3 separate regions of the Mus musculus genome follow, and regions 2 and 3 are each linked to region 1. Evidence: chromatin contacts called from ENCODE Hi-C or POLR2A ChIA-PET data. All regions are on one chromosome and are shown on one strand. The core of a region is the stretch at or near the end of the contact, and the rest is flanking DNA. Distances in the headings are between cores, read along the strand shown. Region 1 holds the start of H4f16 (H4 histone 16). Region 2 holds the start of Plbd1 (phospholipase B domain containing 1). Region 3 holds the start of Pde6h (phosphodiesterase 6H, cGMP-specific, cone, gamma).

Region 1 (3,412 bases), core at 871-3,370:
ATCGAGACTTTAGATTACTCTTAGGCCAAGACACTGGAAACAGAATCCCTCAACTTGTTCTTATGATTCATATGATAGGCCCTTGACATTTGAAACAAACTAAAGTGTTTTTCTTCCACTGTTTCACTCCGGTACTTCAGTTTACTGCATTTCTGAAATTACACAACTAAGTAATGTCAAACGCTGATTAAATGTCATGTAGGTTTTTTTGTATCCATTTAATTAAAATATCATAAATTTACCCTCTCCTTAGTCTAATTGCGATTTTATTTAAATAAACTCCACAGAACCAAGTGAAGTGGGGCCTGTCTGTGATCTTAGTATAAAGGAGGCGTGGACAGGAGAGTCAAGATTGTCCATCGAAGATTGTCCATCGTTAGCTACAGAGAGAGTTCCCACCTAGCCTGAGCTACATAGGATCCTGTCCCAAGATACAAAATATTAAACACACACAGAGAAAAACCAACCCCATGTACTTCTATCTATGTACATCTTTATTTCCTAGCACAGTAATGAGCTAACCAGGAGCTGGGGTCCCCCATACACCTTTGGATCTGAACAATATACTCCACCATCAAGGAGGTATCCCGGAGCCAACTTCCTCAGAATCCTGGCTGTACCACCTAACAGCTGACTTTCATATACTATCTAATGCTCCTAAGCATTCGATAGGTTATATATTCTAAGTCAATGTGTATGGAAACCTCTGGTGCAGTTTTGGGGAAGAAAGCTCTAGAATATCTTCTGTAAACCATCTTAAATGTATGTTTATGGAAAGGTCTCTTTGCTTTCTTTTTGCTTTTCTCTCTTTTTTTTGTGTGTGTTGTTGTTGATTGTTTGTTTGTTTGTTGACACACAGTTTTACAAATTTGAATAAGTATTCTGGCAGCAGCTTTCATTTTGGTAAGAATTCTGAAGAGCAAGGGATTTAAAATCATGAGGTAAAATTCAATGATTAAGGCTTCTTCCCCCTCCAGCTATCCTAGAGCTCAATCTCTAAGAGACAGGGAGGGGACAAACAAATGAAATGCTGTTTGAGTTGTGGAACTAATGGGAATTGTAAAGTACTACAAACTAAACGCATTTATCCTGCTGCCTTTTTCTTTTTTTTTAAGATTTATTTATTTATTATATGTAAGTACACTGTAGCTATCTTCAGACACACCAGAAGAGGGCATCAGTTCTCATTACAGGTGGTTGTGAGCCACCATGTGGTTGCTGGAATTTGAACTCAGGACCTTCAGAAGAGCAGTCAGTGCTCTTCACCACTGAGCCATCTCTCCAGCCCAAAACCTGCTGTCTTTAAAAACGAAACAAACTTAAGGACAGTCCTGTTATTCGGAGTCATGCTTTTGACTTCTGGTACTTTACAAGCTATTTGAGTGGGGAGGAGGGGAAATGTATTTGAGTCTGTCTAGCCTAGGCTGGCCCCAGCTCTTGGCAATCCTGCCTCAGCCTCCGGAGAGCCTAAATTACAGATGTGAGTCACCAGGTCTCTTTTAAACGCAAGCAACAAGGACCTCGGATCTAAATGACAAGTTACAATAGTTCAGCTAAGTAACTATAGGAACAATTGGCTGAAAAGCGAATACCAATGTGTTTGCAATGCAGGAGCAGAAAATCCATACACTGCAGAAACAGTTGAAACCAAATAGGAAGTGGGAACTAGCATAATTTTCTTATCGTGGCCACAAAAGAAAGGCACTAAAACACTTCTATCCCCTCAAAAGACTCTCTCGTGAAAATGTAAACTGCTTCGGTATAAGACCTAGTAAGCTAGATTTCTATTGCTAGCTTCTTTTCATTTTCACATTAAAGTTGTGTAAAAACAAGCATGCTGCTTAGAAAATACCGAATCAGCGTGCACTGAAGATAACAAGCATGATGCGCCGTTTTTATTTGTGCTAAAAAAAAAAAAGAGGAGAAATAGATTGTTACCTTATATTATTTAAACTTTCAAATGTGCTAGGGTTCCTGGAATTTGGAGAGGGAACCGAAAGGGTTTTATGGTTCTTGGGAGACAGCAGAGCACAAAGAGCCAGGGGGTGGAGTCTAGAGCTCCGCCCACTCCTTGCTGTTTTCAATCAGGTCCGCTCCCAGGAAATATAAGCTCTTGCTCGGCGGCGGATTACTGTAGTTTCTCCTGTCTCTTTATTAGGTTGTTTACTAATATGTCAGGACGAGGAAAAGGCGGCAAGGGTCTGGGGAAAGGTGGCGCCAAGCGACACCGCAAGGTTCTCCGCGACAACATCCAGGGCATTACCAAGCCCGCTATCCGGCGGTTGGCTCGGCGTGGCGGCGTGAAGCGCATCTCGGGTCTCATCTACGAGGAGACTCGCGGTGTCCTCAAGGTTTTCCTTGAGAATGTGATCCGCGACGCCGTCACCTACACCGAGCACGCCAAGCGCAAGACGGTTACGGCTATGGACGTGGTGTACGCGCTCAAGCGCCAGGGCCGCACTCTGTACGGCTTCGGCGGCTAAGCGAGCCCTCCTGTGCCTAGGCCGTTCCCTTGGCCGGCTTCCCCCATCCACAAAGGCCCTTTTCAGGGCCCACAAAGCATCAGAAAGGAGCTGTGGACATTTGTAGTTCTCACTAGTTATGAGCGTCTCATTACTTTTTGTATTTGGTATGCTTTGTCTTGTATGCAAATTGAGCTGCCTGGGTGCACTTTTTCATTGGAGGACTTGGGCTGGTGGCCCCGCCTACCGCCTGGGACCTGCTCAGAATGCTTGCGGAGTGGTCTGCGTGAATGAGTTTTTTTAGGTGTCTGTTGAGTTGACAGCCCCAGAGTGCTAGGGTGCAGCCTCTGCGGACGCTCTAAAAAGGGGAAAAAAGCTCCTGTAGAGACAGTGGACCTGAATGAGGGCAGGTGTGGAGGCTTGGAACCCCACAATAAAGTCACCCTGTAGCTTAAACTTGGCTTTCTCAGCTGTAGCTGTTTCTCTGCCTTAAGCACGTGGGTTTGGGGGAAGAGGAGCACTCGGATGTCTACCATTTAGTTCAGGCTGGTATAAGTCTTTCGGTGGTCCTTCTGTTTCAGCTTCCACAGACCATATGTGTCTCATTTAAGTCTTCAGAGTAGGTTAGTCACAGCCCTTGCTGCTCCTTCAAAGTACTTGTATTCGATGCTCCATACCCAGATGGGTTTAACTCTGGATCCAGGAAGTCGCTTCCTTAGGCCCCTGGACTCAGGTCTGCTTACCGGCTTTCTGTACACATTACTCAAAACGGTAGTTTTGTTTTTCAGATCTCTAGGTTTTTACATCTGATGTTTACGGGTCTTCTCACTGGCTGAAGAAATAGGAGACTGTTCCTACAGTTCCTGGAGCAGGAACCTGGCATTTCATTAAGATATGGTTATCTCGTGTTCAATGCTTTCTGTGTGGCAGAAACTTGGTGCGGTCTTTCA
Region 2 (3,776 bases), core at 550-3,049, 140 kb after region 1:
TATCGTCCAATTTGATGGAGGAAATTCCTCAGTTACTTTTTCTGAGATGTGTCAAGTGGACAACTAAGATTAGTGGTCACAGGGTGGGTGGCTGAGGCTAGCCCGTTAGGGCTGTCAAATCTCTGGTTTATGCCCTATTCATTCCAGTTGCAATTTTGAAACCAATATCCTTGGACCGTCTCACCTAGAGTTGGCTGTCACTATTCTTTTGGATGTTTAAAAACCTCAATTTAAGGGCTGGAGAGATGGCTCAGCGGTTAAAAGCACCGACTGCTCTTCCGAAGCTTGTGAGTTTAAATCCCAGCAACCACATGGTGGCTTACAACCATCCTTAATGAGATCTGACTCCCTCTTCTGGAATGTTTGAAGACAGCTACAGTGTACTTACATATAATAAATAAATAAATCTTTTTTAAAAAACGCAATTTAAGTATGTCAAAATGTACCACAAATTACTGTAACAGTGCTCTGCTAGGTTAGTACTTTTTACCTTGGGGAATACTGGACGTGGTCTGGAGGCACTTTCAAGGATGTTAAAGGCCTCAGAGTGCACAGGACACACTCACACACACGGACGGACACACACATATGCTCACTCATAACTGGACAGAATTTCAACAGTACTGAGTTTAAGAAAGTCTAATCCAATTAAACTGCTCGTTCAAAACAAGCCAACCACTTCATCGACTAGTCTGGTGTTCTACAGACCCGGTGTCATACAGGGCTCTATCCTGGAACACTGAAGTCAATAAATACTCGGCAAGCAAACCATCAGGTGGGTGAGCCCAGCCCCCATCAGGCATCCTGAAAGAGTCACCTCCTCTGAACACTTGTCTCCTTGGATCAGAAGGGTCAGTGAGGTCACAGAGTGGGATATGGAGACACACCTGCACTTTTTGGGGTGACACTTCACTAGCCACGTGCCATAGGACCCAAAGGTACCGTTCACCTTCGTTTTTATTTTATGTACAGTCCCTACAATGCCTGCAGCTTCTTTCTCCACTAAATGAATATTACCAAACGAAATTGTGATTTGTATTTCATAATTCACAGGTGTCATTTCTAGCAATGACAAATTTATTTCTTCCTCTAACAAAGGCACTTCTTCATTACTTTTTAAAAAATATTTATTTGTTTATCTGGATTTTTTATATTTTGGTGTTTGGAAACAGTGTCTCATTCAGTAGCCCAAATTGTCCTCAGACTTTCATTAATCCTCCTGCCTCGACTTCTGGAACGCTTTACAAACCCAGCTACAGTGGTTTGCTTGCCTGGGTTCAGTAGCAAAAGATGAGCTCAGTCAGCTTGAAGTCTGTTGCCTACTTCACAATGTCACCTAGGGCACCCTTGGCCAACTTCACAATGTTGCCTTCAGCGAGTCCTGCCCAGACATGGGTCTCTATGGAAGCTCAGGGGTAGATCTGCTTCTAGCCCCGCGTGAATCAGCTCCGCCCAATGAAGACACAAAGCTAAGGTCTGGAGGTGTTGAGCTCCTGAGGTCAGACAGGCTGGCGCAAGAAGCCCTGATTCCTGACGGATGAGGGACCTGAGAAGACAGAAGGCCACAGAATCCGACCTACGGGGAGGCATGCGACCCACTGCTGCCTCGGTTTCCTTATCCTCTGCTACAGGGACCAAGGCCACCTTTAACTGATTCCTTAGCCCTGAGCCCCACCCTCCAGGAGGCGACCAGAGAAAGCAGCACAGCCCCGGCACTTCCCAAAAGCGCGACAGAGAACTTTCCCGGCCTGGCCCACAGGTGGCTGGAGGGTCAGACCAGACGGAAAGGATCCGCCTCTCCTAGCCTGGGGCTCAGCAGGGCGAAGGTTGGTTCCCAAGGCCACGTGAAGCGCCCAAGCAGGCAAGACTAATGTCAGAAGAAAGTTAAGATCGGCCCGGCCTCTGCAACGCAGCGCCCTGCTACCATCCTCAAGTGCGGCTCTTGCAACAGCTGCCACCGCCGGCGCCAGCGGGACCTAATCCAACCAGGCCGAGGTCACAGCGGAGGAGCGATGTGCCACCGCAGCCCTGGCAGGAGCCTCAGGCCGCCATCGCCGCTGCTGCTGCTGCTGCCATTGCTGCTGCAGCCTCCCTGGGCGGCTGGCGCTGCCAGCCAGAGCGACCCAACAGGTGAGCAGAACGGCCGCCCGCGGACTAGGGGCGTTGCCCTGTACCCCCACGCCGGCGGCTGGCCAGAGTCCCAACAGCTTTGCATCTAGGGGCGTCTTGGGTCGTACTTCTTGGTGGGGAGCCTGGCGGGTTACGTTCCAGCCCTGAGGTGGATCAGCGGTGGCATTGAAGGAGGGTACAAGGGCTCTCCAACGTAAAATGTTTTGGCCTTAATTCTGTCCCATATCTTGTCCCGGACAACCTCGACTGGTCCAAAAGGCTCCAGTCCAGAGATTTTTCCAAATCAGACTGAGGTGTGATTTCGAGCTGACCTTTGTTCTGCTTCTAGAAGTAGACAAGTGACTTGGACTTAAGAGAACTGATAGCAAACTGGTTATGCCATCTTGATATGGGACAGGGCCAGAGCTTAAGGCTGCTGAGCTCTTCTGAATGGCCTCAGAATCCTAAAGTGGATTAAAGTCTCCGTTCTACTGCACAGAGGCTGCGACTGGGGGGAAGTCAGGAATTTGCCTAAGCGATAAGGTAGCTGGGTTGCCAGAGGGCACTGGTGTAATCCTTCCCTTCAGAAAAAACAGGCCTCAACAGGTGTCCTTCCAGTCTCACCCTTCCATTTGTAACAAGACCAAAATGAATTGTGGGATGCGTAGACTTGGAAGATTCTAAAAGTCAAATTCAGAGAGGACGACTGATTTCGTAATCGTCTCCTTGTTTGACCCATTCAAGAATAGGAAGGGACGCGGGCAGTGTCCCCTTTCAAAAGTCGCTGATTTTTCTCGTTACCGTCTCTCAACGAGTACCCGCACCCTTGCCATTTGGAAGTGTTTGCTTTCAAAGCCTGCTCCACTCATGTCTGGAAACTTCCCAGTGGGCACAGGCTTGTGGGATGAGAAGGGTCCGGAAGTGCCTGATGTCTCCCCTGATTTAGCTGTATGTTCTTTGGTCATCCCTCCCTACCCCCGCCACATGAGCGCTCACGCTCACACACACACACACACACACACACACACACACACACACACACCCTTTAGTCCAGAAAAGCTGCTGGTTCCTTACCATGGCCAGCAATCCTGAAAGGCTCCTCCACATGACAGCTTTGAGGACAGCTAAGGATGCCTGCCTGCAGTGTCTATTTGAAACAGATGGGATGTCCTTTCTCCCTCTTATCAGTATGTTATTTGTACTGTATTGAAGCTTCCTCAACCTGCCAGTAGATTACCCAAAATTTAAATCGTAAAAAAGCAGAGGCATTGCTATCTCCCAGGGCTCCCAAAGGAACCTAGCTCCGTACTGTGAGCTTAGTAGGCTGTGTCCTAACTGTTCCTCCTTTGCCCTGGTAAGAGAGAGATGAGCCGACCTCCGTGAGACTCAAAATGTAGCCCATTCCTTGGTAAAACTGGTTCTTCCTCTAGGCAGGCAGGGCTAAACTCCAGAAGTCAGTATTTGCATCATGCCAGCTGTGATCAGATCTCAGGGAGACGATTCACCCTGATACACGCCCAAGTCTGTCCCCAGATTCATCATTAATTATTCATTAGAAATATAACTGTCAGGCTGAGGGCCTGACTCATCTGCCCTGATTGGGCACTGGGAACCGGAATCAGCTGGTGGGAAGCACTTGCTAACCTGACTGTCATTTAGTCTCCATA
Region 3 (3,759 bases), core at 558-3,057, 150 kb before region 1:
ACCTCCTCAGCATCTTTCCTCCTCTGGCACAAACTCCCTTTGTATGTTGATGTAGTTTTGAAGGTGTACCTTGCACCTATATGCTTGGACAGTAGTACTCAAGTCTAGTCTTAGGCTTAATGTGTTATGTAAATAGGACTCAGGGCTGGAAAGATGGGCCAATGCTGAAGAGCATGGACTGCTCTTCCAGAGGACCAGAACCCACATCAGGTGATTCACAGCCGCCTGTATCAGCGGCTGCAGGAATATCCAGTGCCCCTGGCCTCAGGTATCCATGGCATCCAGCCTCCACAGACACATGTACACACTTGCATACACACACACACACACACACACACACACACACACACACAGAGAGAGAGAGAGAGAGAGAGAGAGAGAGAGAGAGAGAGAGAGAGAAAGAGAGAAAGAGAGAGAGAGAGAGAGAGAGAGAACCTAAAAAATGAGGACTCCTCGCAGACTTCCACAGTAGGTGGACCCTTGGTGTTTGCTCCATGAAAGACTTCTGCTCTCTGAGCTTGATGGGGATGCTGCAATTTAGAGTAGCTGAGAAACCCAATTGATCCTTACGGAGTTTCTGGAACAGATTTACCCTCTGGGTCTCTGCAAAGCCTTGGGGAAATCAGGACAAATATGAATCTTTCTTTCCTTGGAAGAGAGTCCTATTGGTTATAGACATCACCAAAGGTTGTGACTTCTGGAATATGTGTGTGTCATTTCAGTCCTGGTGTCTAATGTGCCCACACTAAATATCAGACTTGACTTTAGTTCACACTTAGGTCCTTCTGAGTGTCAAGGAATCCATCCCTGTATGAGAACCTATTTTTCTTTTTTTTTTTTAATGCATCCTTCCTGCTTCAGAGATTACGAAATGCTCTTCTGCAGAAAGAAGGGCTGTGTCAAGGCACGATGTGTTGGGTATCCAATGCAACGATGCTCAGCTATGTGGAATTACACAGCTCAACCTTTCATGAGAAATGCACCAAAAAACAAAGCCACTGGGGAGGGATTGCCACAGGCTCTCTGATGCTCCTTCATCACCCCAAAACTCCAGATCACCTCCTCCTCAGCAAAGATAAATAGAAAGATAAACAGACGCATGGTTAATGAAGTGAAAAAGGGAACCAGACAGGGCACTACCATTTCTTCCCCTGATAGGTAAGGCCCATAGATGTTACCCATGGTTTCTCTGAGACAGAGAGATTCAAGTTAAAGATCCAAACAAGAGCCAAAATGAAGCCACTAAAAGACAATCCAGCATGTACCTTGTTTCAGAATAGAGCAAACAAACATTTTGACCTCAGAGGGAGAAGGCAACGTCACCCACGCTGCCCTGCGGTCACCCCAATGCTTGCTTTCTTCCCCACGCTCACACTGTCCCATCAGCCTCAAGGCCATCCCGGGAGTAAAGAACTATTTGTGCTGTGGTTGCCTAATGCCTCAGATCCATCCTTTTCCAGAAAACTGTTTGCCAGGAAGCCACAAACAGGGAGGGTCCTTCTCGGTACCTTGTGAACAACTTCAGCAATCAAGGTTTGCAGTGAACTGGTAATAACCGCATTCCACGCACCAGTTTGTCACATGACATTATGAAAAGGTTTGAGTGTGTTCTGTCCTGAGTTCAACCCCTAAACTCAGGTCAGACCCACAAGATCAGAGTGTTCTCTTCTTGTATGTTCTGTTGTTGTTGTTTTTACAGCCAATCAACCCTCCAACTCATTTAGTTAGTTATTATTGTGTTCATACTTACCACGAGTTAAAATCCCCCAGAGCCGAATGTGTTCCCGTAAGTTGTCTAGTCGCTGACACAAAGATCTTTGCATCCTGATATATATCCCTCCTGCCACTTAAGCCCAGCGTCATAGGCTTAGGGCACCAAACCAGATGCAAGGAAGGTGGGGGGAGGTGGGGGTGTGACTGAGACAGACTTAGGAGTTGTCTGATAAGGATGCTTTTACCAAATGACAGGGGCATCTTCTCGCAGTGAAGGCACATTGAATTCACAGATGCATGAAATGTTGATAGCCCAGGGCAGATGTTCAGGTTTTGATTCAATATTCTTTTTGTTTCTCTCTCTCTCTCTCTCTCTCTCTCTCTCTCTCTCTCTCTCTCTCTCTCTCTCTCTCTCTCTCTCTCTCTCACACACACACACACACACACACACACACACATACACACACGAGGCATAATTCTTATAAGACTGTACATATCTAGAGAAAGCCAACTCTCATGTCCTCTACCACTATAAAGAGTCTGATCACAGAAATGATAAAATGTAAGAGTACAGAATATCTCTGGTTAAATGGCATTGTGTGTACTTCCTCATAGACATGAGACATAAAGGTTATTCATTGAAGCTCGGTGACATTTGATAGGGAATGAGGCCAAGAGATTTCCAGAACCTTAGAACAGGTGATTGAAAACCAATCACTAGATCATACATTTTTATGATCTGTAGGCTGTCATCTAATTACTACAGCTCTTGGCTCAGTCCTCACATGGCATTCAGCTACTAGTATCAATTTGTGTGCTGCCTTACATAAATCTTATGTAGACCTTAGCTCACAGGACACTCAACCATTTTGACAATTTTATCATACAGAAAGTCAGGAACACATTCAAAATTGCTTATAAGGTTGGTATTGGAATCTGGAGCAAGTTGGATACTTGTAAACCCTGGATATTCAATGGTCTCTTGACTATCTCCTAGCCATGCAGATAAGGAAGGAAATGCAGATTCTCTGTCCATTTCTACACTTTGCCTTAGAACTAAAGTGCGCCTTCCTCAGATTTCTACTTGCTAGAGAACTGCACTCCTCATGGTGACAAAGATAGAAAGCCATTTGTCCTCCCAAGGCAAGGAAAGATTCTTAACCCACAGCCCCAAGCAGATTACAAGAGGAGCTTAGCAGCTTAAGAGTTGTTTGTATGCTCTCCCGTGCTCTTTGCCAACATTAGAGCCATCCTGAACGCTACAATTTTTATGTAGAACAAGTAGAGGGTTCAATCCTGGGCTGGGTTCCTCCTCAGAGGCTGCAGGTCCATTCGCATCTCCAGGAACATGATGCTTAGATGATTACTTGATTTTTTTTTTCACTTCCTGAAATGAATTCACAAAGGCGGCGTGGAAAGCTGTAAGGTGAGTAGGTAGGTGTTCCAGAATGCTGTTGCTCAAAGAGCAGCAACCCTGGAGAGTTGAGCAAGCGATAAAAGTACTCGCTGTACGTGCATGAGGGCTTGAGTGCAAATATCCAAAGCCAGGAAAAACTGGGCGTGGTCGAGTGTGTGTCTGTATCCACAGTACTGCTGGGGACAGACAGGATGCACACATAGCTTTGATGGCCACTAGTCAACTTCAGGCTCAGTGAGAGACTCTGACGCAAGGAAATAAAGCAGAGAGTGATAGAGCAAGTACTCTGGGCTCTATGTTCATAGGCGTGCATGCTCACACAAACACACATGTGCTAACAAAACTCACACACATACACACATGCATGCATGCTTGTACAGTACTTCCCAGACTCCTGATAGCGTATATTGGCATTTTGTCTAGGCTCTGCCCCACAGTTACCTGGCAATAGCCGGTGTGTCTGACTCACTATAAAAGGGGCTGCTTGTCCCCTCCCCACTCTCTTGCTCTCTTGCTTTCCTTCGGTCCTCTTGCCCCTTACTCCCTCTCTCTCCATCCCTTTCCTGCCTCTCTCTCCATGTGCTCATGGCCGGCCTCTACTCTACTTCTCTCTCTCTCTGCCTTTCTCT

Evidence for each region. Hi-C counts contacts between places; a loop is a spot of excess contacts on that map. ChIA-PET counts read pairs that join two places held with the same protein, here RNA polymerase II (POLR2A).
Region 2: POLR2A ChIA-PET joins it to region 1 with 10 read pairs in embryonic stem cell. The contact joins the promoter of Plbd1 here to the promoter of H4f16 in region 1. POLR2A ChIA-PET finds 5 or more read pairs at or near these places in 4 of 5 experiments (Patski and embryonic stem cell).
Region 3: POLR2A ChIA-PET joins it to region 1 with 75 read pairs in Patski. The contact joins the promoter of Pde6h here to the promoter of H4f16 in region 1. A Hi-C loop is called at or near these places in 1 of 37 maps with a recorded cell type or tissue (T-helper 17 cell). POLR2A ChIA-PET finds 5 or more read pairs at or near these places in 4 of 5 experiments (Patski and embryonic stem cell).

What each region holds. Positions count from the first base shown.
Region 1 is chr6:136,803,139-136,806,550 of GRCm38, reverse strand. H4f16 (H4 histone 16) reads left to right here and starts at 2,120. Exons shown (of 1, transcript NM_175652.3): 1 at 2,120-2,558. The coding sequence starts at 2,172. The coding sequence ends at 2,483.
Region 2 is chr6:136,659,916-136,663,691 of GRCm38, reverse strand. It overlaps Plbd1 (phospholipase B domain containing 1), which reads left to right and starts at 1,799. Exons shown (of 11, transcript NM_025806.2): 1 at 1,799-2,130. The coding sequence starts at 2,013.
Region 3 is chr6:136,952,571-136,956,329 of GRCm38, reverse strand. Pde6h (phosphodiesterase 6H, cGMP-specific, cone, gamma) reads right to left here and starts at 1,807. Exons shown (of 4, transcript NM_023898.4): 1 at 1,751-1,807.